Linked DNA regions of Mus musculus: regions 2 and 3 are each linked to region 1. Evidence: chromatin loops called from intact Hi-C (ENCODE). Cell type or tissue: heart. All regions are shown on one strand.

Region 1 (8,000 bases):
CTTATCTGGCATTTCATCTTCTTAAGAGTTGACTCAACACATTCAGAAACATCTCACATATATTATCTACAGGTTTCTGTAGATTCCAATTCTAGTCAGCCAAGTCACAAATTTTTCAGGATCTACAAATCCAACCTCCAAGTTCCAACTCAGAGACAGGAATATGTGATTCTGAAAAGATGAAGACCACTAAATCTTGGTACCAAAAATACTCATGGCTGGCTTCCTCAACATCTTAGAGACATAGTCTCTGAAACCAAGCGTCTTACTACCAGTTTTCAAAAAATGAAGTTGCTATGGACAGCATCTGGATTTTTCTTTTGTAGAACAGGATCCTGTACATTCATGAGTCCTACCATTGAGCCACAGTCTTCGCTCACTGTTCTGAAAAGCTGACCTGCTCACCTTGCCCACTGTCCAAAAGGCCAGATCGCTAGGCCACACATGCCCCTTGTCACCCTGTGCTCTTCCACGGTGTGCTGAGTGTGCTAATCATAATCACTGTTTGCTGAAGGCTTACGGTTTCACTTCATCTATTCCCTCACCTATAGGGCTAGAACTAAGTAACTGTACAAAAGCCTCATTCAGCCAGGTGTGCCAGCTCCCACCACAGCCCCTTACACAGGAAGCTGAGGCAGCTGGATTATAAAGTGAGACCATCTCAAAAACAAAACTAAATGGCTCCCATCTACAGGTGTTTTCGATCATGTTAGCATTAAAAGGATTCTCATCCCCAGAACAAGGACCAGCAGGCTATATTGCACATTTAATGTACCTAATTTCCATAGCTGTCTCAGTAGAACCTGCGGAGCTCTTTCTCTCCTGGACACTTTAGTGCAAAGCAAACCACTATAGTCTGGATTTTACTCCACTCCAGGACTGTGCTTAAGACCAAGGCATAAAAAAAAATCCGTAACTAAAGATTGAGTTAAAAGACCAAGTCAGGGGCTGGAGAGATGGCTCAGTGGTTAAGAGCACCGACTGCTCTTCCGAAGGTCCTTAGTTCAAATCCCAGCAACCACATGGTGGCTCACAACCATCTGTAATGAGATCTGACACCCTCTTCTAGTGCATCTGAAGACAGCTACAGTGTACTTAGATATAATAATAAATCTTAAAAAAAAAAAAAGAAAAGAAAAAAAAAGACCAAGTCAGCTAACGGTTCTGTAAAAACAATAACATCAGTGCTTTGGTCCCCAAACATATCAGCATCTATCAGTACCAAAAAGGAAGACACCAGCCTGCAAATACAGCTGCAGAGCACTACTCCTTGCCGCCTTCTTCCCTTCCCTGTGTGCTTCAGAGCTGGAGTTAGCTTTGCGATGACTCTGCCTAGTGGACTGGCCTAGGACTATCAACCTGTTCAAGAGACCTAGATATGCAAAGTTTCCTCACAGAAGACAACTTTACTTTTTGCTGGTAAAAAATGACACTGATGTAAATTCTATGAAATCAGTGCAATTGCCGGGCACAGACTTAGCATCAGAACAGCTAACAGTGAAGTATGAGAAACACTGGAGTGAGGGACCGTAGGGAGCTGACCGAGGTAAGAACTGCAGCTGGCGAGCTCCTGTAACCTGCCTCCTAGTCATGACTAGACCACTCGAAACACAGCAGAGGATGCTGCGGGTGACTCTTGCTTCTACAGACTAATGACAAACGCACACTAACAGAACAGCATGCTCACACACAAAGAACACATTGCTACAGTACAGCAAACACCCACAGCTCACCAGGAACCAAACCTCTCCCGCTGTGTTTTCTTGAAGGTTTTTAAGTTCTAGCATAGTCTTCACCAAGAAAAGTAACATGAGCTGAGACACAGACAGCAAGAGACAAAGGGAGCGGCTCTGTACCTCTTCAACTTCGTCTTCCTCATCCCAGTTCCTGTCAGTCAACTCCTTCTCCGCAACTCTCTTCGCCATTTTTGTGAACCTAGATGACAGGAAACAGAAATAAGATGTTTGCTTTTCTACACCAGAGTAACTGTTACAAATACATTTTTGTTGCAGTTTTCACTTATTGTGTAATAAAACCACAAAATAGAGACGTATAAGAAAAAGCAATTAACAGATTTTAAGCAAATGAGACTTAGAGGGTTTGGCTCAAAGGGAAGGAAACACAGTAAGAAATTCAGGAAAATATGAAGTTCGGGGAAGTTAATTTTACTTTTTTAATTAAAAATTTTTATTACAAGTAATTAAAAAAATCCTAGTCCAGCATAAAATGTGGTGAGCATACCCCTGGTGCTGATGGAAAAAAAGCGCTGTAGTGAGAGCTTCACCGCGGCCATGGGCCTCCAGCATCAAATCCTCAACACAGGGCTACAGAGCAGGCAAAGACACCTGAGGGACACCAGCCCTCTCTTTCAACAGGAAACCAACTCCATTCACAAAATTAAGACAAACATCTATATTTTTTTCCACTTACCTTGCCAAACATCTATTGATCTTGCAAGAGCTATAGTATTTAAGTAGTATATTGTACGTAAAGTCCTTATGTCAATGCAAATATCCTTGCCATAAGCATTCTTTTTTTTTTTTTAAGTATAGAATAGGGTTTATTCAGGACATGGGGAGGGGAGTCGAGAGGGTAGTAGAGGCAGAGAAAAGGAGAGAGAGAGAGAGAGAGAGAGAGAGAGAGAGAGAGGAAGAGAGGAAGAGAGGCTGGCCAGGAGCACATGGGAGGGGGGGAAGGGAAAGAGCAAGAGACAGCAAGAGAGCCATGAGCACTCTTAATATTTAAAATATAAAGATGATTCAGAAGTTTATTCTTGGGTAAGGATTTTAATAATGCCTGAGAAATACTTTTGCAACATGAGTAGTTTTCTCAAGGCTACAATTAATAGAAATGGCTCCCAATTAACAATTAATTGCCTGAATTAAGCAAATTAATTGTGCAAAGCTAAGACATTACAAATTTAAAAATTTAGGTGCTATGGATGTGGTTGCAACTGATAATATAAATTGCTTCAAATATACAGCATCAAGGCTGGAGAGATGACCGGACAGGCGAGAAAGCACACTGCTCTCGTGAAGTTAGTGTTGGATTCCGAATACCCAACAGCAGCTCCCAAGTACCTGTAACTCCAACTCTTGGGGTATCTAACTAACTTTTCTGGCTTCCACGGGTGAGCAAGCACAAATTAATAATAATAATAATAGCAGCAGCAGCAGTAGTAGTGGTAGTAACAAGAGCCAGGCAAGGTGGCATACACCTTTAACCCCAGGACTCAGGAGATAGAGGTAGGTGGATCTCTGTGAGTTTAAGGCCAGGCTAGTCTACAGAATAAGTTCTAGGACAGCCAGGGCTACACAGAGAAAACCTGTTTCCAGAAAAAAAATGCCTTGCCTTTTAGAAATAGCAATAACAGGGGCTAGGGAGATAATAGCCCAGCAGTTAAGAGCACACATTATTACTCTTGCAAAGGACCCAAGTCAGTTCCAGCACCCATGTCAGGCAGCTCATATTCCTGTTGGGAGTTACAGGGGATCTAGTGCCCTCTACTGTCCTGCACAGGCACTGTACACACACACAGAGAGAGAGAGAGAGAGAGAGAGAGACAGAGAGAGAGACAGAGAGAGAGACAGAGAGAGAGACAGAGAGAGAGACAGAGAGACAGAGAGAGAGACAGGAGCTTGGAGGGTTTTGTTCTAAGCACTGTTTCATCTCTTCAGAGCAGCTTTAGCAGCGAGGGTACTTGCCCAGGCTGGCAGTAGGTACTCCTTCCTGATACTTTCTCCATTCATTTACCCTCAGCACAACATCCCACCAGAGTAGGCCTGGAACAGTCATTAGATACAAACTTACCCATCGCTTAATGCTCTACAGCAGATTAGCAACTACAGAGTAAGTTTGAAATCATAAATTCCAAAGCCTTCCAATATCTGACGTGCAGGGCTCCAGCTTTCGAAACATTCCAACCTTTTACATTTTTCTCTTACAGGCACGTTTTCTGATTACAGAATGAATGATTTTAAAAATGAAGATTCTAAAATATACAGCATGAGTTTTAATAAATATCAGTAACTGGGAACCGTCTCTTTTTAACTCCTCTCCCAAACCGCTGCAAAATTAATCTTATCAGAAATAGCGTTCTTTACAGAACTGTTCACAGGTGAGGTCTCTGGATCCCTAGGGAAATTTTTCTAATCATTACCTAACATCACCACCAGAGGGCAAAAGAGGTAAGCAGTGACCCTGCTAGATTTACTGTTTTAAGATGTGGACAAAAGGAATAGTGGGAAACGCATTTAAACTGTCTAGCTCAGACTTGAAACTAAAGAGTACCTGACAGACTAAAACAAACGAATGCTGCCGCTGCCATTTCACACTTTACTCAGATGAGTCAGAGGCCAGGAATTCTAGTTTTGTTTCCTGATGACTCTAAAATGTCCCAAACCTACCTGGCTCATAGATCTGTTGTTGATTCAGTGGTCCGAGGCATTACTTATTTGAGAAAATACAAGATGCTATTGCTAGCTTCCAGGACAAGCTGAGCGAGCCTGGGCAATCGGGTTTGGCGAATGATTATCTGTGGGACAGAGGGACTGCTATGAAAACTAAGATGGCATAGCTTAGAAGAGTGCCTCAAACAGAGGAAGTGTCCTGTCAAAATAGTAACAAAAATAACCCCTATTTTTACTCCAAAACTCAAAAGCTGTAGAGGGAAAAGTAACTACTACTATAGGCTAAACTTTTAAAACACATTTCACCAACCCGGGTGATGGTAGAGGGAGGCTGAAGCAGGATGACAGTTTGAGGCCAGTCTAAGCCATAGAACAAGTTCAAGGCCAACATAGGAGATACATACTTTTTTTTTTAAAGCACCAAATACCTACTTATTTCACATTCCATAGTTAAACACAACTCTGCAAATTATCTGGAACAAGGCCTGGCACTTGAGACTTATCTGCCAGCTATTATTGTTGTTATTAAAGCTTTTCTGTTTTATTTTTCTTTTAAAGCGGTGGGGACAGGATCCAGGGTCTCGTACGTACTAGATAAGCTTCTACCAATATGTTACCGGGGAAATTTAATCCCTGTAATAAATGACTTACAACAGCTGCCCGGAAGACTTTGCCAAATGTCTGCGTTTGTGGGTAAAATGGCTCCACGAAATGCTTTTAAGATATGAAGCTAGGAAGTTGCCGGGGGACGGGGTGTGTGTGTGTGTTGACAGGGGATGGTGATGGTGTGTGTGTGTGTGTGTGTGTGTGTGTGTGAATTATTCACGATCGGGCCGCTTCCTGCGGTGTGCGCACCCGCACAACTCTGCGGTCAAGAGATGACTTTCACAGGAAAACACCAGGAGCCGATCGAGGTCACTATAACGCCCCGGAAAAGCCCAAACCTCAAAAGTGGCCCTGGACGAACCCGGGTGACCAACGGCCTGGAAACTCGGTGAGGGCACCGGGGGACCGAACAGCCGGGGAGACGACATGTAAGGGGCGAAGGCCAGCCAGGGTTGGGCCAGGGCGGCCCTGCCACCGCCGCCTACCTCCGCTGGGGCCGAGGCCCGCGCTCAGCCGAGCCTTCCACTGCCAGGCGGCTCGCCCGGCAGGCCCGGCCCGGTCCGGCTTCACAAACAGCCCGCCGCGTCGCCAAGGCGGCCGCCGCCCCGCCCTCCTGGCCTGCCCGGCCCTCACCTACCTTGACTGCCGCCGCCGATCACGCTGGAGTCCCGGCGCCGCGGCGAGCAGGGCCGAGGCGGCGGTCGCGGCCGCTGGGAGATTCCGGTGCGTCGAGCGCCTCCGGGAACTTCGTGATCAGCAGAACTCGGGAGCCGTGTGTCTCTGAGTCCGACACTGAGGACAAGAAGAGACATCCGCTCAGCCCGAAGCTGCTACAGAACGGTGAAGAGAGCGCCCGGGGCCGCCATCTTGTAACTCGAATGGACGCCTCCGAACCAATCGGAGGGAAAAGAGAGGGGGAGGGGGAAGAGGCAAGCGACGCCCGCATCCAGCTACTGCGCATGCGCGTCGGAGCCTCCGCCGCCGGCCCCTTCTCCTGAGGGCCACTTGGGTCGCGCGGCGCATGCGCAAGCCCGCCCTAGAAACAGTCGCCGGGAGGACCATTGGAGCTCGCGCGTGCGCACAGGGAGCGCGGGCAGCGGGCCGGGAGCCAAAGCCACTGTCAAACGCGGGTTAAGCACGTTGGTCACGTGTCGGCCGCCGTCCCAGTTTGAGGAGGTTCGCGCGCCAATCGCTGCCGAGACACTAGCGGGAGGCGTTGTGGTCAGTGACTTTGGAGGCCTCCGATGGTGTGGTGGGTGGCTGAGGAGACTGGCCGTGGATCTGGGGGGAGCACGAGGCGGGTGCAACGTGATTCTCACGTGGACGGGCCTTGGGGAGGGTGGATCTCAGTCTGCGGAGACTTGGAAGCTTGTGGTAGCTCTTCCCGACATGGGGCTGGAGAGCCCTGCGGGACGGACTCTAAAGGTCACCTGCCCCAATTGCTGCTTTATGATAGATGTCCACAGATTTCCTCGTTGGGAGCTGTAAATTTGCCCCAAGCTGCAGGACCAGCTAGGGCCCACAGGAGATGAAGTCCCCGGAGGGATTCAGCTGCGGGACGAACCGTATGCGTCCTGGACCAGGACTCGTGTTTTGTGTGCTTTTAGCTGACTACAGCACTCTAAAGCGGTTCAGTTGTTTAAGAAGGGATTCCGGTTGGTCTAATTCTTCTGCTTGAGTTTTAACGAGAATGTGAACCAGAATGTCAGACCCATCCTTAACCATCCGGAAACGGGTCTCAGAGAAACTAGCATTTCTAGAGCAATAGTTCCAAACTTTTGAGAGAGGACAAAGGGGGTTCCAAGGGAGAAGTCAAGTCCCTTATTTTCAGGGTGTTTCATCCATCGATCTGCAAGAACTGCAAAAGGAGACTAGCTGGCACGGTGGTAGAGTACTTGGCTAGCACGAGGAAAGCCCTAAATTCAGTTCCCCCAGATCCAGCAGAGTGAAAGAGAAAAAGCCAGATCGCATTTAATGCACACATTTGTTCTTGATTCAACTGACTGCCAATGAAGTGTCTTCTGAAAATTTGTGTTAAATACATGCAAGGTATTTTTCTTGTCATTCTCTACACATTTCAGCTATGTCGTTAACGTCATATTTAGTGCTATAAGTACTCCAGAGATAATTTAAGTATCTGAAGTCAGTCAGGTCATGGGCATTTTCAACTAAAGTCACAGTTACTGGAAGGCTGAGGCAAGAGGATCAGCCCAGGCCAGCCAGAGTAACAAGAAGATCCTCATTAATACAGACCAGACCCACAATCACAGCTATTCAGACAGTTGAGGCAGGAGAATCAAAACTTTAAGGCCTATTCTGGGCCACAGATAAAATTCAAATCTATGTTGAGCGTGCCTGAGCAACTTAGACCCTCTCCCAAAAATAAATAAAAATACAAAACTGGCTGGTCATAGTGGTGCTCATTTTAATCCCAGTACTTGATTAAATCCCAGTACAGAGGCAGATCTCTGAATTCCAGGCTAGCTTGATCTTCATAGTTCCAAGATGGCCAGCCTCACATATTGAGACCCTGTCTCAAAAGCAAACAAAAACACAACTACCAAAAAGCAACCAAATGAAGAACCAGAAAGGGTTGGGGGTGTTCAGTGGTAAAGTATCTGCCTAGCGCCTGTGAGGCCGTAGTACTGCAAAAGGAAACCTAAGTAAACTGGAAGTAGTAGTCCACACCTTTAATTCCACCACTCAGTACTGAGGAACAAAAACCTAGCTGCAAGCCGAATTCATTGGAGTGAGATGTCCGTGTGAAACCTGCCCGGAATTCTTTCAGGTTATAGGCAGTTTGGGTAATCTAGGAACTGGGACATGATTGCAAGTTCAAGGCCATGTTGAAGGATCAGGTGAGATCCTCTCTCCAACAGCAAAACCTGCAAGTAAAATACTTCATGTGAATACTGTGCCACTTAATATAAGAGCCTTGAGCAGACTGGAGTGACTCGGTGTTTAAAAGCACTTGTTCTTTCAGGG
Region 2 (8,000 bases), 250 kb after region 1:
CATGCAAGAAGTCAGGGTGTGTATATGACAAGGCTGAAGCTGCAGCCTGGCCTGATGAGCAGAAGAGAAGCAGCCCCAGCTTCGACACTGTCACCTTCCAGCTCTGTCACTGTCACCTGCCACCCTCAATGCACCCTCCCTAGGATCTCCTTCTAAGGGTCATCCACTCCAAAAGGGGTCATTTTGCTCCCTGTTGGCAAGGCCTGGCAGTTCCCCAAAGCTGACTGGCATGATGTCTCTAGCAGCCTGTGGTACAGTTGGTGTGTAGGCTCCTTACCCTGGGGTCCCGGACACCCAGGAAAGGGCCAGTGAGAAGCTAAGGCATGTGCCTGGCTCTGTCTCTCTGGCCTGTGCCCCCGGGCTAGGCCTCATCCTTCCTTGGTGTGCAGAGGAGGGTGGAACAGGAGAATCACAAGGTCATGGGGTCACACCAGGAGCCTAGCAACTGCTCCTGTTATAGAGGACAGTGGGAGGGACACTGAAGGCGAGCTGCAGAAGCCAGGTGAGCCTGTCACCATAGGGCAAGACTAGGCTAAGACCTTGGAGGGCTCTTCTCCCTGCACAGCAAAGCCAGCTGACCAATCAGCATTCGGGGCAGGACAGGAGTCCATCAGTGTGAGAAGCAACACACTATGGTATCTGCCTTTTTAATTCATGCCACCTTCCCTCAGGTCTCCCTGACCCGGGACAGCCCCACCTGGCTAGACCTGGTCCCCCTGTTAAATGCTCCTCCTCTTCTCCCTCCTATGCTTCTGGCTGCTGTGGGATTCTGACCAGCAGAGATCCCTCATCTCCAACACCCTCACCTCATCCACATGACCCCCTACATGACCCCAAAAGACTCTCTCTCTCCAAAAGTTTCCCATCTGTGAAAGTCTTGGACATCAGTTTCCAAAAGTTCTTTGGAGAGAAGCAGGGGAGTTTTAGAACCCTGGAGCTGATCTCTCACTCAGTGCCTGGGAACAGTGAGGTTCTCTTTGGAGCTGAATCTTGGAGTGGCAGAGTTGGTATTTTGATTCCCTTAAGGAGACCCAGCACTGCCAAAGGCACCGCGACCTCAGCTCCTGTTTCATGTGGATCCCTATGGCGCTTGCCCCCCACTCTGCAGGTGAAGGCTCACACACCAGCAGCAGTGACCTGCAGGTTGCCAGCTTGCCTTCCTGCTCTGTCGTCTCCTCGAGGCACCTCCTTGCCAGTAGCTTTTCCTTAGAAGCATTCTTGGAAAGAGTGAATGAGTTAGGAATCAGCTCCTGCTAGTGCGACCCAAGAGGAGCCCAGACAGAGTACACACAGGCGTGGCAGGAGATCTGAATGGAGAGAGTTCATTTACTCTTCTGTTGTCTGAACCTTGCACCTAGCCCTGCCTGCCAGGTAGGAAGAGCTGTTCCCCGTTGAGGACCTAGATCCAACGTGGGCGATAGGAACAGAGAGAAACAACCCTTGGCCTGTGTCCCTTACTTCCTGGTTGAGGCCCAAAGAGCTAGCCAGGGCCTCTCAGAGGAGGGTGCTGCTATCGCGAGGAGTGTTCCCCCAAGCTTTCCTAATATCAGGTAGTAAGACTGGACTTCTACACCCAAGAAATTATCTGAGGAAAACTTTTCTGACCCCTGAGCTGGGGGAAGGGTCATGTCACATGGTGGAAAAGGGCGGGGACAAACCCCAGCAGTCAAAACTTTGCTCCTTCAAAATCTCCATGAAGGAGAGACTCCTTGGATGGTGAAATTTCCCAGTGGACCAAGATCAGGAAAAGCAGCAACATTTACCAGGTACCTGCTAAACCCAGCCCATGTTACTGAGGCCCAGCTGAGGTTCCAAATCTTAAGATCACAACAGGGTCACAGGCCGGTGAGAGGCAGCGCGAGGACTGACTCTGGAGTTCCTGTTGCCTGTTCGGTCTCCAGCTTCTCTAATATCAGGTAGCAAGACTGTAACCCATTTGAGGATAGATGGGCCTACCACTGTTGCCTGGGCATTGGGGGGGGGGGGGGGGGGGTGGGCTCTAGGGACCCTGGCTCTCTACTGCCCCCCAGAGCTTTTATAGAGAACAGCAGCATCTATGGGCTCTGGTCCCCTCTAAATGGGTCCCTGCCCTGCCTGTCTAATCCTCAGATCAGGTGCTTTGCTTTCTGAGAAAACTCCAAATTCCAAAAAAAATTCTCAGGACTCCAGGTAGGCAGGGTCCAGCCTCCATTCTTTGGGTCCTGCTTCCTCCTTCGAGCCCTCCAAGTCCTGTTCTCCATCCTTCTGGGCCCTCAGAATTCTGCCTGCTTCCCACCTAGAATTTTCCAGGCTCTGCCCTGCAAAACAACTTAATCACATGCATAATTAAATGGTCCTGGTCAAGGTACGGCCTGGTGATCTCTCTTTGGCTCCACCTCTCGATGGCTATGTTTTGGTTTTGGTTTGGTTCTGAGCATAGCCATTAATGTCCTTGCAACCGGCTCCTGAAAGCTAACTTTTGATGAAAAGTGCGCTGCCACCGCCGCACAGGCTCTCTCTGGTCCAACCAGGCCATTAAAGGCAAACTGAAAGCACAATGTGCCTCAATTCATCTTGCCTGTCTCCTTCAGTGCGGGTCACTTGCTTACTTCTGTGGGTAGACACGTCAGTCACTCAAGAGTTGTCTGTCTAAAAACTTTATCTGTTCCCCCAGCATCTTGCTTCAAGGCTAAAGGCACAAACAACAACTGAGGCAGATGGAGCCAACTTTTACAATGTCCTGTTCCCGACCCTGCAATGGCGAACTGCAGAGATTCAAAGGACAGGACACCCCGCCCCCCTACTAGGAAGGCCTCTTCTAGAGTGGACAGGCTACATGCTGGACTGGGAGTGTCTTACGGGAAGCAGATCAGTCCCCACATAGCAGGAATAATTGGGACCACCCTGCCAAACAGAACCTAGATGGGGGGGTCACCCAGGTTACACCTTCACCAGGATTGCTTAATTAGGTGTTTACATTGTTTTGCAGGGGAGCTAGAGATGGCTCAGTAGTTAAGAGCTCTTAATGCTCCTGTAGAAGGTAGTTCAGTCCCCAGCACCCACTTGGTGGGGGTGGGGTGGGGTGGGGTGGGTTGGGGGAGATGTGACTCACAACTGCCTGTAGTTCTAGGGGATGTAACCTTCTTTTGACCTCTGTGAGCTCCTCCAAACACACGCTCTTACACACATGAATAAAAGTAAGATACATCTTTAAAAAGGAAACATGGTCTCACAGTGAAGCCCAGGCTAGACTGGAACTCACTATGTAGCCCTGGCTAGGAGGCTTCAAACTTAATCCTTCTCCTGCCTCAAGTGGTATCAGGTGGGCCACAAGGCCTGGCATTTCTAACCCTGTGATTTCACTCCCAGTGTGGGAAAGCTGAGCTGGGGGTCTTTTTCCAGATCCTTCTACTCTTGTCTAGACTAGGCTTTCCCTTCTCCCCAGACCAGCTGGGCCTCCCTCGGAACCCCAGGAGAAAAGAACCCAGCCTGGGGTCAATGTGGGTGAGCCTTGTCCTTAGCTGAACATAACACTTTCTAATTTAAACATTTTTTATTACCTTGATTTTCTCTCTCTCTCTCTCTCTCTCTCTCTCTCTCTCTCTCTCTCTCTCTCTCTCTCTCTCTCTCTCTCTCGTGTCTGTGTGTGTGTGTGTGTGTGTGTGTGTACTCCTGTACCTTGCCACACATGTAGAAGTCAGAGGCCAGCTTATGGGTGTCCGTTCTCTCTTTCTACCATGTGGATTCCAGGAATCGAACCCAGGACATCACCTTTTCCCACAGAATCTCTTTCTTGGCCCTACCCCTTTACTGTTTATGGAATGGGGCATCACGGTTTTGAGAACTGCACAGGAATACATTGCAATCTGGTTTTTGACACCATCATTGCAGCTACCCTGCCCATTTCGGTCACTTCTGGCTCCAACTTGCCCAAATGTCAGGCTTCCTTCTGGCAGAAGCCCTCTGACTCCTTGACCTAATTCCACCCTCTTCATTCCTCCTCCCCCTTGGCTTGGTTAAGATCTTGGGCTGGCTGCCCTGGGGCTGGGATTCCTGGGTGCTGAGATGGGTTATAAATGGCCAGGGTCCACTCTGCTCCCTGTAGGGCAGGGCTACCTCATGCCAAGCCCCTTCTCCACTGGTCTCCACCGTCACATGACTCTTCTTTGTCCTCTTGGTCACTGGTCACATGGCCTTCTCTCCCCTCCTCTGCCCTCCCCTCCACGGGATGTGCTTTGCTCCTTGTCCCCAGACATCTTGGCCAGCACCACCTTTCCTGCTCATCTGAGAAAGCATTTCAGGAAATGCTTCTATGTTCAGCCCTACAGGGTTCCCCTCTGAGGATGGGGCCCTGCGGTGCTCCCTCTGAGGGTGCAGCTCCCACAGTGCTCCCTCTGAGGGTGCAGCTCCATGGTGCTCACTCAAAGGGTGGAGCCCACATGGTATTCACTCTGACAGCGGAGAACTATAGAGTTCACTCTGAGGGTAAAGTCCCACGGAGCTCACTCTCTGGGGGAGGGGTGTCTCCAGGGTGCTCACCCTGAGGTTGGCGCCCCAGGGTGCTCAGTGCCATGCAGTCCTTATTTACCCCCTCCCCTTGGTGTACATCTCCATGAGGCACACTTACTAGGGTATACCTGCCACTACTGCCCAGATGCTGTGGAAACCCAGAAGTGCCACTCCCCCACAAGAGGAGCCAGGCTCCAGCTTAGAAGGGCAGTGGAACTCAGTGGGTCTCCTATTCTGCACATGCTGGCCCTCCAAAGGTCAAGGCTGGGTAATTCCTAGGCCCAGAGATGCCAAGTGAAGAAAAGCACCAGACGGGGCTGCTCAGTAGCCACAGCGAGGTGGTCTCCATCTTGCTGCCTCAAAGCTTTTCCTGACCCACTTATCAGAATCTAAGTGTTTGTGTGTGTGGGGGGGGGGGGGGGGTGGGGGAGGCAGGCAGTTACACACCTTGCACTAGGCTGCCACCTTCTGGCCAACTGCCTGCTATAGCCATTACACTTGACGGCACAGCTCAGTGATCTCCCAAGCGGCCCAGTGTTCCTAGAGTTTGCTCCATAGGCTCTATGGCTGAAGCAGGCTAGCTAAATCAGGCCCTACCTCCCCAGAGCGACAAAGACTGCTAGAGCATCCCATACCTGCTGTGTGTGTGTTCTGCAAAGCACAGGACTCCCGGGAGCATGCCTACAGGGGAGCTGGCTCTCAGCTATGCAACTCTCAAATACTAGACACCCAGAAGTGACAGGCACAAGTCCCTTATGTGAATGCTGGGAGGAGTGCCCAGTTCTGCGGATGTTGCTCTAGGAATTCACCAGCAGGGACACTTTGGCAAGCCACTAGGCTCTGTCAGACTATCAACAAACCTCCCTTATCAGATTGCCTGGTGGTTAGCTTCCTCCTTCAGACTGTCCGCCCAGCTTCTCTGGTCAAGCTGTGTCTGGTGAACCTAACCTAACAGACTGGCTTGCCAGCCTCTGCCATCAGACTGTGGTCCGCCAGAGTCTCATCAGGCCGTGTCCCTGAATGATCTTGTGGCCACTGAATTCGAGGTTTTTGTCACGGGACTGCCAATATATACAAAGTCACTGAAGGAACCTTAGAATGATCTTCAAAAGCAGAAGAAAAAAGAGAAAGAAACCTCTAGAGAAAGCGTTAGCCCCACGAGGGCATTCCCGTGTCATCCTTTTCCATGCCCGGCTGTGCATATGTGTCAGCCACTATTAGCAGTGGCTATTAGCCCCAGTCTTTCTGTTCCCTGCCTGCTTCTTAGAGTGGACAACACTGGGCCTGTCCCTAGAACTTGAGACAAGGTGTCTCCTGCCCTGGACCCCACGTGTCTCCCAGGCCCAGATGCCTTTATTCTCCTCCCACTGCTCATCTTCCACCACCTTTGAAAGCCAGGCAAACAGAGGCTATTTGCTGAGCTCTGCACAGACAGACAGAGAGACAGACAAGGGTTCATTGTGTTCCTCGGTGCCTTCACTGGACACCTGACACCCACATTCCCTGTCTTCACCTAACAGACACTCTAGGGCATCTCTAGGCCCAGGAACTTTCACAGAGTCCTGAGAAGACACGGAAGTGCTGTCGCAAGCATTTTTTAGGGTCAGGAGAGGGACACCATGGCTGACATGGGAAGACACTGGGACACATGACTGGGAGTGTGTGGGTCTGCGTGTGTGTGTGTGTGTGTGACAAGATGAGGTTGTATGTAAGCAGTGTGGCCTTGTGCATATGGAGGCTCACTCTAGCTGGGAAACTGCATCGAGTCAGGTGGGCACGGAATGTAAGACACACACACACACACACACACACACACACACACACACACACAGAGCCAGGAAGGCCCTGCAGAGCTGGATAACTTCCCGCAGGGGCTTGAAGACACAGCGCCCTTTGGAAGGAGAAGCAGCAAGAAGCGGCGGCAGCAGGGAGGCCTACGAGGGGCAGCTGAGCAGGCGGGAATGAGGGGCAGACACCAAAGGCAGCCAGACGAACTGGAATTGTGGCCAGAACTAGAATCGTGGCCCTGGTTTGGCAGCCCACAGGGTCCCCACTAGTGACTAGTGTGGCCAGTTCCCTGTCCCATCCCCAGATGTTGTGGCGGCAGCTCCAGGGACCACAGATTTTCCCCAGGGAACTTGACAACCTCAGAGACACTTCCATCCGGCCCAGTGAATTCTCTTCTCAAGCCTCTGGTCTACCGCCTGGCAACCCTACTTCAGGCTGTGCCAGGGCCTTTCTGGAAAATGGAGCTTTTCCAAATGCCCACTGAGGCCCATCCGGCCTCAGGGATATGAGGACATGAAGGACTCGAAGGAGTAATGAGCATCAGAGAGGTGGAGCAACCTACCCAAGGTCACACAGCACAGAACGCACACATATGACAGAAGCTAGACTGCCGGCCAGGGCAGACAGTTTTATGAATGGATGAGCAAAACGCTCTCGCACCCCGCACAGCAGAAGGAAGGTACCATCTGCCGCTGTTTTTGTTGTTGCTGATTCAAACGTAAAGTCCCACACTGTCACACTAGGCTGGACCTAGGAATTGGTCTTTTTCTGAGTCAGACACTTCTCAGAGACAGACTTGAGATCAGACAAATGGCAAATCTCCTCTGACCACCAGCTCCGGAGAGACCTGACCCATGCTACCTCCACACAGACTCAGCGGCCCCATTCTAAAGAGGCAGAAAACCTACCTTGCTCAGGAGCCAGAAGCTGCAGGGTGGGCGAGGGAAGGGGTACCCTTGGCCTGTCTGCCTGTGACCTTGGCGGAGGCCTGCACAGTCCAGAGCGGTTTGATGTTGGCTCAGCATTCACTGTTCTGGGTGCCCAGGTCTTGGGGCTACCCAATGGCTTACATATTATGAGGAATCCACGTGGCCACAGGACAGCAAGCAGGTGGGCTGGGCAGAGGGCTCACGGGCTGTGACTCAGCGGAACTTGGGGAGGCTGCAGCCAGCTTCGGTGGGAGCTGCCCATGGCAGCCTGCGCAGGGAAGCCCAGCTGCCTGGCTCCCGATAAATATTTTATCATGCTTACGGAGCAGGTCCCAGGCGGTTGCCCGAAGCCCTGAAGCCTAAAGTACACCCCTTCCTGTCCAGGCCTGAAGTGGTGTGAATAGCCAGTCACACCACTTTTTCTTTTTCTGAGACATCTCCTTTCACTTCTGACCCAAGATGACTTCAGGGAATCTTGGCACAGCTCAGCACACAATGTCTACACCCCACTCAACCCTGCTGAGGCTAGGTTTGGCCACGCCCCTCACATGAAGCTCCCTTCTTCACTCTACCTAGAATGCCAGCCAGACTCAGCCCTGCTATCCTGCTAGCTCAGTGCCAGCCACCTCCTTCAGGAAGCCTTCCTGGATGCCCCTTCCTGTCACATAATCCCAGGAAAGTCTATTTTGGAGCCAGACTCAAAAATAGAGTTAAGGTGCCCCAGTGATGGGGACAAGATGAGGTTGTATGTAAGCAGTGTGGCTGTGTGCATATGGAGGCTCACTCTAGCCGGGA
Region 3 (8,000 bases), 70 kb before region 1:
TGCTGGGATTTGAACTCAGGACCTCTGGAAGAGCAGCCCGTGCTCTTACATTTCCACATTGTACACAGTTTTAGGTATAATTGACATATAATGAACTATACAAGTTTCTGAGTTTTATTTTACATTTTATTTTATTTTGTTTTTTATTTATTTACTTTTTGGTTTCTTGAGACAGGGCTTCTCTGTGTAGCCCTGGCTGTCCTGGAACTTGCTCTGTAGACGAGGCCTGCCTTGAACTCAGAGATCTGCCCACCTATACCTCCTGAATACTGAGATTAAAGGCATGCACCTGGTGTATAATTTGCTGAGTTTTAATAGAAATGTATACATATATATTATATATATATCCCATGAACCCATAATATATATACATATCCCATGAACCCATTATATATATATATGTGTGTGTGTGTGTGTGTGTATCCCATAAACAGCAAAGTTAATCACTCCACTCTAAAAGCTTTCTCCTGTCCCTTTGTAATCTAGTTCCATCTTTATCTGTCTGTCTCTCTTTTCTCTCTCTCTCTTTCTGTGTGTCTATCTGTGTGTCTGTGTGTTATGTTTGAGCTCACTGTGTAACTCTGGCTAGTCTCAAACTCATGGCAACCCTCCTGCCTCAGACTCTGAGATCTGGGATTACAGGCATAAGCCACAATGCTGGACTTCTGTTCCTCTTCATCTCCCCCTCCATTGTCCCACCTCATCCCTGTCCTTCCAACTCCAGGTCTGCTTCTGTCCCTATAGGTTAGGTTGCATTTCCCATAACTACATGTAAATAGAACTGTACAGCAGGCTCTCATTCAGCTGGGGTCTGGCTTCTTTCCCTCAGTGTAATAGTTTGGAGAGTCATCCTTTTCGTTACGTGATATCAATCATTACATGATATTAATGGTTTGTTCTTTCTTATGGCTGAGTCGGATTGCACTGTAAGGTGACACATTTGCAGCTGGTTGACCCATTTGCCTATCAAAGGAGGGACACTTTCTCCTTTAGCGGTTACAAGTGACACTACCTGTGCCTGAAACATAGGCCAGGTTAGTATCGTGCAACTTTAATCCTAGCACTGGGGAGGCAGAGGCAGGCAGCTAGCTCTCTGTGTGTTTGAGGCCAGGCTGGTCTACACAGTGACTTCCAAGACAGCCAGGATTACACAGACAGACCCTGTCTCAAAAACACAAAACACAAAACAATAACAAGAACAAAGAAACCCCAAGTTGTTTTCCAAGTGCCTGCGCACTTACATCCCACTTGCCGTGGGCAAGAATCCCAGTTTGGCCCTGTGCTTTCCCGCTATGGCTGGGACCGGTGTTTTGAAGGCTTGGCTCCTATTGCAGCAGTGTCCACAAATGACCTTTGGGGAGGTGACTGGATCAGAAGGGCTCTGATCTCTCCCATAGGTGGATCCACTGACAGGGCCAATATTTGACAGGCTGCTGTGAGGTAATACTACTTTAGGATGTAGGTAATGCCCAGGAGATGGTTGAGGGGTACAGGTCCCTGTGGGTGTTCCCTCAGGGACATTTTGTCCCCTGCCCCTTCTATTTGCTTTGAGTCTTGGTTACTGTGTGTCGAGCAGCCTCCGCCACACCCACTCACCACCTGACACTCTGCCTTAGATCCAAAGCAGTGAGTGGTGGGCGTGACCTGGGGAACCCAGAGCCAAAACAGACCTTTCCTCCTTTAAAGCTGTGTTCGCAGGTAGCCTGTCACAGCCCCGGGAATCTCACGACACACCCACCCACACTTGCCACGCTCAGTCTGACTTCTGAACACTGTGAAGTGGGCGTAGCGATGTGTCACAGACACAGCTCACTCCCTACTAAAGGATGCTGAGTTTCTTCTCGTATGCTTATAACTTCATCTTCTTGGGGGCCAGTTTATTCTAATCTGCACCTAGAAGGCTTTTTTTTCCCCATGATGCTGAGCTGCACCCCAGTTCAGTGATAGTTCGTCTTGCTATTTTCTGCCTGTAAAGGTTCTTTCTATAGTCTATTTAGTGTATGTGCATATATGTATTTGGGTGTACATGCATGCGTATGTGCATATATGCGTATGTGCATATATGTATAGATGTACATTCTTCTCTGTCTCTCTGTCTCTCTGTCTCTGTCTTTCCCTCTGTGTGTGTGTGTGTACATGTGTATATGTGTGCTTACATGAAGGCCAGAAGAGGGTGTTTTTGGTTTTTTGAGACAGGGTTTCTCTGTACAGAAGAGGGTGTTTGATGTCCCACCCATACATACTCTGTCTACTCCTTTGAGGCAGCTTGGCATGTGATTGCTGGGATCCAATTCTGGTCTTCATGATCACACAGCAAGAACCCTTAACAACTCAGTAATCTCTCCTGCCTCTGCCTTCTGGACACTCCCAACAGGGATGACAGGCATGCACCACCAAGCCTGGTTTATGCAATTTTGGGAATTGAACCCAGGGCTTTGTGCATGCTAGGTAGGACTATACCACTGCACTGCATTTCAGCCCTGGAACTCTGTTCTTTCTGTATGTGGATAGTCGCTCTAAGCTGTTTGGTGATACACTGTTCCTTCCCCTAGTGTATAGCTTGATATCTCTCTCTCTCTCTCTCTCTCTCTCTCTCTCTCTCTCTCTCTCTCTCTCACACACACACACACACACACACTCCATTATAGGCTAGGGAGATGGCATTCCTTTCTGACCCCAGCTCTTGATAGGTAGAGACAGGAAGATCTGAAAGGTTCATGATCATCTTCTGCCAATGAGTTCAGCAGTGAGTTAGAGGCCAGCCCTGGCTACATGAGACTTTGTCTCAGAAACAGAACCAAAGAACAACAAAAAACAAAAACAAAAAAACAATTGACTGCATGATGTGCCAACAGCAGCCTTGTCCTTAGAGATGTTTACCTTGGAGCTGGGTACTCAGGAGGCAGAGACAGGTAGATCTCTGAGTTCAAAGCCAGCCTGGTCTATACAGTGAGTTCCAAGACAGCTAGGGATGCACAGACAAACCCTGTCTTTAAAACAAACAAATAAACAAACAAACAAAGGATGTTTGCCTGAGTTCCTGGGGGGATTGTCCATCTAGGTTCACTCCTGTACACTCCAGCACTCTCAGTGGCTAGCGACACAGTTCTCACATGTCTCTGCGTGTGAGTTGTGACCCACAACTGTCCTGTGTGAACTAAAATATTCAAAGAAAAGCCGGTGGATGTGTTGTGTGGTTCCAGCCTGCTTGTCCAGGCAGACCTCCTCACCGGCTGCTGGGTGGGCTGTGCCTGCTCAGCTTCAGCACCCGCTCTGTCCTGCCCTGGGGCTGCCGACTCCTTCTTTGGGAGGAAGACCCATGCCCAAAGGGTGCCTGTTGATTGTGACTGAGAGTCAGAAGTGCCCATAGGCTCTTAGCACACAGGAGAGGCCACAAGGTCTTCCACCATGGTGGATCTAACCTGGATTTTTTTTTTTTTTGGACCGTGGCAAAAGCTGCTGCTGCAAGTGGACAGAAGGGGGCAGTGTGGAGGCAGGGTTGGAGAAGGAAGCTTGGCAGGCACAGGGCTCTGGAAGGCCACTCCCTTGACTAGGACCCTGTCAGTCATCAAAGCAGCCCTGTTACTAAAATTGTTTTTTCCCTCCAGAGGGAGACACTACTAATATCTGCCCCTCCTCCTAAGGTCCCAATGATGCCACCAAAGTTCACTCTGGGGCACCTATGAGTTTATTGGGCTTACTCACAAAGCATAGGCAGTTGGGGAAGAGGGGGTTGCTGGCAGGACTGTGGGTGCTTCCTAGCAAACGGCTGCATGAAACAGGAGGATAACTTTCCCACAGTTAAATACATGTGGCACCCCTCCCCTATATCCTCCAGCCCCTCCCCCAACTCCAAGACCCCAAAGCTCTGTGCAATTAAGAATTAGGGAACACAGATAGGGATGGCTGGACACTTGGGTGAGCGTCCCATGACTCTCCCCGTTCTCTCTGTCTGTGAGAAAAATGTTAGTCATCTACATGCCCAGTTGTGACCATTTGTTTTGTGACCAGGCTTAGCAGAACTCCTGAAGATGGCAGCAGGTTTGGGGGACAGGTCCTGCACAAGTTCCTGGTTTTGACGGCAGAGCTGAGAAGGGAGGTTCACAGTGGTTGGCCTCTTTTTGGGATCCCAGGGAAGGCAGAACTCTGTCCCAATCCCCCCCCATCCCCCACTCTCTGTGCCATGTTCCTTCCATGTCTAACTCCATCCCCACCCCTCCCCCCACCCTAGACCCCTAACCCCTGACACCTGCCACCTCTGCCTTGCAAAGCTACCAGCCTTCATCTGCCCTCCACAGATTTGACTGCATTTATGGGGAAGAGGAAGCGGGGAAGAGGGCTGGGTTCAAAGCCTGAATTTAATTAGCCTCTGGTTCCTCCTCAAAACAGTAGGTGAGTCACTGACACGGGCAGAATCTGACTTGTGAAATCAGGTCCCATCTCTGCTGCCCAAGCTTGACAGATGGATCCAGTCTGGCCAGGCCTTAGAAAAGTCTAGTACTGGCTAGAGAGCAAACTTCGACTGTTCTTCGGGAATGCCGAGGCCACCAGTACAACTGGAGATTGTGGGGACTGCCTCCTCCGGAAAGTCTTCCCTCCCTGACTCCAGTCCTGCCTCAGCCTGGGTCTGGCGGCGGCCTCTTCCCAGGCACTTAGTTTTCCTAGGAGAAGCATAGCCTGGAGCTTGTGACATTCCTGTGCTGTTGCAGGGGTTCAGGGGGCTCCCCTCAGAGTCACCAACATCCATCCCTCAAGAACATGCCAGGAGGAGGCAGGCAGCATAAAAAGAGAACACAACGAAACACTTTTCTTCTCTAAGCTCTGGGTCTAACAGGAAATACAGAGGCACGGAGTCTAGGCGTGCAGAGGCTGCCAGACAGCCTCCCATGGAGCCTACACACAGCGCCATGGGCTGCGATTTCCATCACATTTTGCAAAGGAGGGAGCTGAGGCTGAGCTGTCCCTCCCAGCTGGGGAGTCAGCAGAACTAAGGGTGACACTTCCCTCTTCCTCCTAGCTGTCGGTATGTAGGAGGAGGAAGCCCTCTGAACTTCCTCTTTGGCTCATGGGGAAACTGAGGTTTGTAGCAGGGGAGGGGCTGGCAGTCACTAAGCTCCACAGGCTGAATCAAGACTTGAACCCAAGTCCCTGATTTTTCTTGTTCTCCTTTTACAGTCACCTCCTCTTCTGCCCCTGACCATGGCCCCAGACCCAGGCTTTTTCAGATTCCTATTCTACCAGGTACAGCTGTGGTCCACAGCAGCCAGGGAGTCAAGCGTCCTCCAGAGGGATCCAGGACTATGATTTTGGGGATCCCCATGAGTGCGCTAGAACAATATATCACCGCTGGCCTGTCCCTCTGGTGACTATCCCTACTGTCACTGACAACCAGCTAGGGTTTCCATAATCCTGTGACAGTGGCTACCAAGATTCACTTACTGTTCAATGACTCAACCTGCATTCATGGAGACCCACTGTGTGTCAGCTCCTCAAGGGCCTAGCAGTCACACCCAAGAGGCCCACTGCGTCTCAGCTCCTCAAGGACCTAGCAGTCACACCAAGAACTATCTCCCCTGCCCCCACTGGTTCACCTTTCACCCCAAATAGTAGTGTGATGGCTTGAAAGGACATAGGGGTACTGGGCAGAAACAGGCTCTTAGGGACCAGGAAGATCAGAGCTGGAATTGGGTCACAGATTCTCAACATTTCCCTAGGAAAATGATGTCTGAACTTGATGGTAAGGAACTTTCCAGAAGGAGGAAATAACACTCAGAGTTTGTGGCGGGAGGGATGGCAGCCTGTGCAGATGCAGATGCTGAAATAACAGGAGGGAGAAGGCAGCTGGCTCCAGGACATCTGGTCCCACCTGCAGAAAAGGGAAGACTTCAGGTTTGGGCTTTAGAAAAGTCTCTCTAGCCAGGGGTGCACAACTTCAACCCCAGCACTCAGGAGGCAGAGGCAAGTGGATCTCTGTGAGTTCTAGGCCAGCCTTGTGTACAGAGTGAGTTTTAGGGCAGTCAGGGCTACACAGACAAACCTTGTCTCAACAACAACAACAACAACAACAACAACAACAACAGCAACAACAACAACAAAAACCAAAATAATACAGAGCTTCTGGAGGGAAATAATAATTATTATAATAACAATAATAATTATCATTATTATTGTGTAAAGATTTTATTTATGTGTATCTGTGCATGTCTGTAATCCTAGAATCCTAGAACAGGCAAGAGGATTCCAAGCTCAAGGCCAGTTTAGGCTACTTAGCAAGACCCTATTTTAAAATGAAAATGTCCAGCCGGGCGTGGTGGCACACGCCTTTAATCCCAGTACTTGGGAGGCAGAGGCAGGCGGATTTCTGAGTTCAAGGCCAGCCTGGTCTACAAAGTGTGTTCCAGGACAGTCAGGGCTACACAGAGAAACCATGTCTCGAAGAAAAAAAAAAAAAAAAAAAGAAAGAAAGAAAGAAAAAGAAAAACAAACAAAAAACAAAAAAAGAAAATGTCCAAAATGGCTGGGGATCTATAGACATAGACATAGACACAGACATAGACATAGACATAGACATAGACATAGACATAGACATAGACATAGACATAGACATAGACATATCTCAGTGGGAGAGCACTTGCCAGTATGTCTGAGGTCCTGGGTTCAAATTCTTAGTATAAAAATAATGCTGCCAGGCAGTGGTGGCGCCCACCTTTAATCCCAGCACTTGGGAGGCAAAGGCAGGTGGATTTCTGAGTTCGAGGCCAGCCTGGTCTACAAAGTGAGTTCCAGGACAGCCCGGGCTACACAGAGAAACCCTGTCTCGAAAAACCAAAAAAAAAAAATAATAATAATAAAAAAAAAAGCTATCCCAAATCTTCCTGACCTCAACTTCTCAACTCTACGAGGTGTTGCTTTCAAACTCTGTGGCTCCTTTCTCACAGAGGCATGAACATCTAATTATAATCGCAAGGTCGCCCCCTCCGGGGCTGTTTACAGGAGCTATTCAAAGAAAAATAGAGTGCTAAGGGGAAAAAAATTCTAAATAATACTGTAGACAGTATTCTTTGGCGGTTGGGGCGATGGCTCCGTCAGCAAAATGCTTGCCATACAAGCATGAGGACCTGAGTTCGAGTCCCCAGAACCCACATGGCAGCTCATCACTGGAATTCCAGTTTCAGGGGGGTCTAACACCTTCTTCTGGACTTCATGTGTTCCAGGCACATGGGGTGCACAGACATACATGTGGGCAAAACATATACATAATATAATATTAATCTGGGCTGGAGAGACGGCTCAGCTGTTAAGAGCACTATCTGCTCTTCCAGAGGTTCTGAGTTCAATTCCTGGCAACCACATGGTGGCTCACAACCATCTATGATCTGATGCCCTCTTCTGGCATGTAGGTGTTCATGCAGATAGAGCACTCATATACATTAAATAAGTAAAATCTTTAAAAAATATATTAATCCATATGTTTTTGAAGTTGGACTCGGTGGCACATGTCTTTGATCCTATTGCATCACTGGGGCTTGGTGGTCAGCAAGTTTAGCCTGATTGGTGATCTCTACGGGTCAGTGAGAGATCTTGCCTCAAAAAATAAGGTTGAGAGCAATAAAGAAAGACACCCAAAACCAGCCCCTGCCTGCTGCATATTCATACATATGCACAATAGTACACACAGAGACTGAAATGAGGAGACCTTGCAGTGGAGATCTGGGGATGGCTGCATTGAATTTCCCAGATGTGAGAGAACCTGTATGGTGGTATACACCTGTGATCTCAGCACCTACCGGGAGATGAAGGCAGGAGGATCGGAAGTTCAAAGTCAAGAAGCAAGTTCTGAGCAACGGGGAGAACCTGGGGTCATAAGAACAGCTGGCTGGGAAGCTGTAAGTACACACTCCTGCCTTCCAGCAAGCTCTTGCCCTTAGCAGAGTTTCAGGGGAGGACAGAAGAACCCTTGGTAGGCTGGCTATAGTCCACCTACCCTAAGAATTGACTGG

What was found. Peaks named below come from ENCODE experiments on the same cell type or tissue, not always from the same donor. Only the 100,000 strongest peaks of a DNase experiment are listed, where the experiment ranks them.
Region 2: it touches region 1 in a loop (4-fold over the local background); 7 of 42 quality-filtered maps call a loop at or near these places.
Region 3: it touches region 1 in a loop (5-fold over the local background); 18 of 42 quality-filtered maps call a loop at or near these places.

Annotation. Positions count from the first base shown.
Region 1 is chr15:84,921,303-84,929,302 of GRCm38, reverse strand. It overlaps Nup50 (nucleoporin 50), which reads right to left and starts at 5,875. Exons shown (of 8, transcript NM_016714.2): 1 at 5,653-5,875; 2 at 1,857-1,935. The coding sequence starts at 1,925. In heart, CTCF peaks have their summits at 3,492 (motif pointing left) and 4,167 (motif pointing right); a DNase peak (open chromatin) is centred at 6,122; H3K4me3 peaks cover 3,842 bases; H3K27ac peaks cover 2,478 bases.
Region 2 is chr15:84,668,890-84,676,889 of GRCm38, reverse strand. It overlaps a transcript of Prr5 not described here. Among named protein-coding and RNA genes, the nearest start is that of Prr5, 8.1 kb to the left of the region's middle. In heart, CTCF peaks have their summits at 2,049, 4,795 and 4,994 (motif pointing left); DNase peaks (open chromatin) are centred at 4,029, 4,969, 5,324 and 7,301; H3K27ac peaks cover 1,552 bases.
Region 3 is chr15:84,991,663-84,999,662 of GRCm38, reverse strand. The region is part of intron 3 of Gm39558 (a long non-coding RNA gene); the gene reads right to left. Among named protein-coding and RNA genes, the nearest start is that of Gm39558, 7.6 kb to the right of the region's middle. In heart, CTCF peaks have their summits at 3,276 and 3,479 (motif pointing right); DNase peaks (open chromatin) are centred at 3,522, 4,442 and 4,982; H3K27me3 peaks cover 698 bases.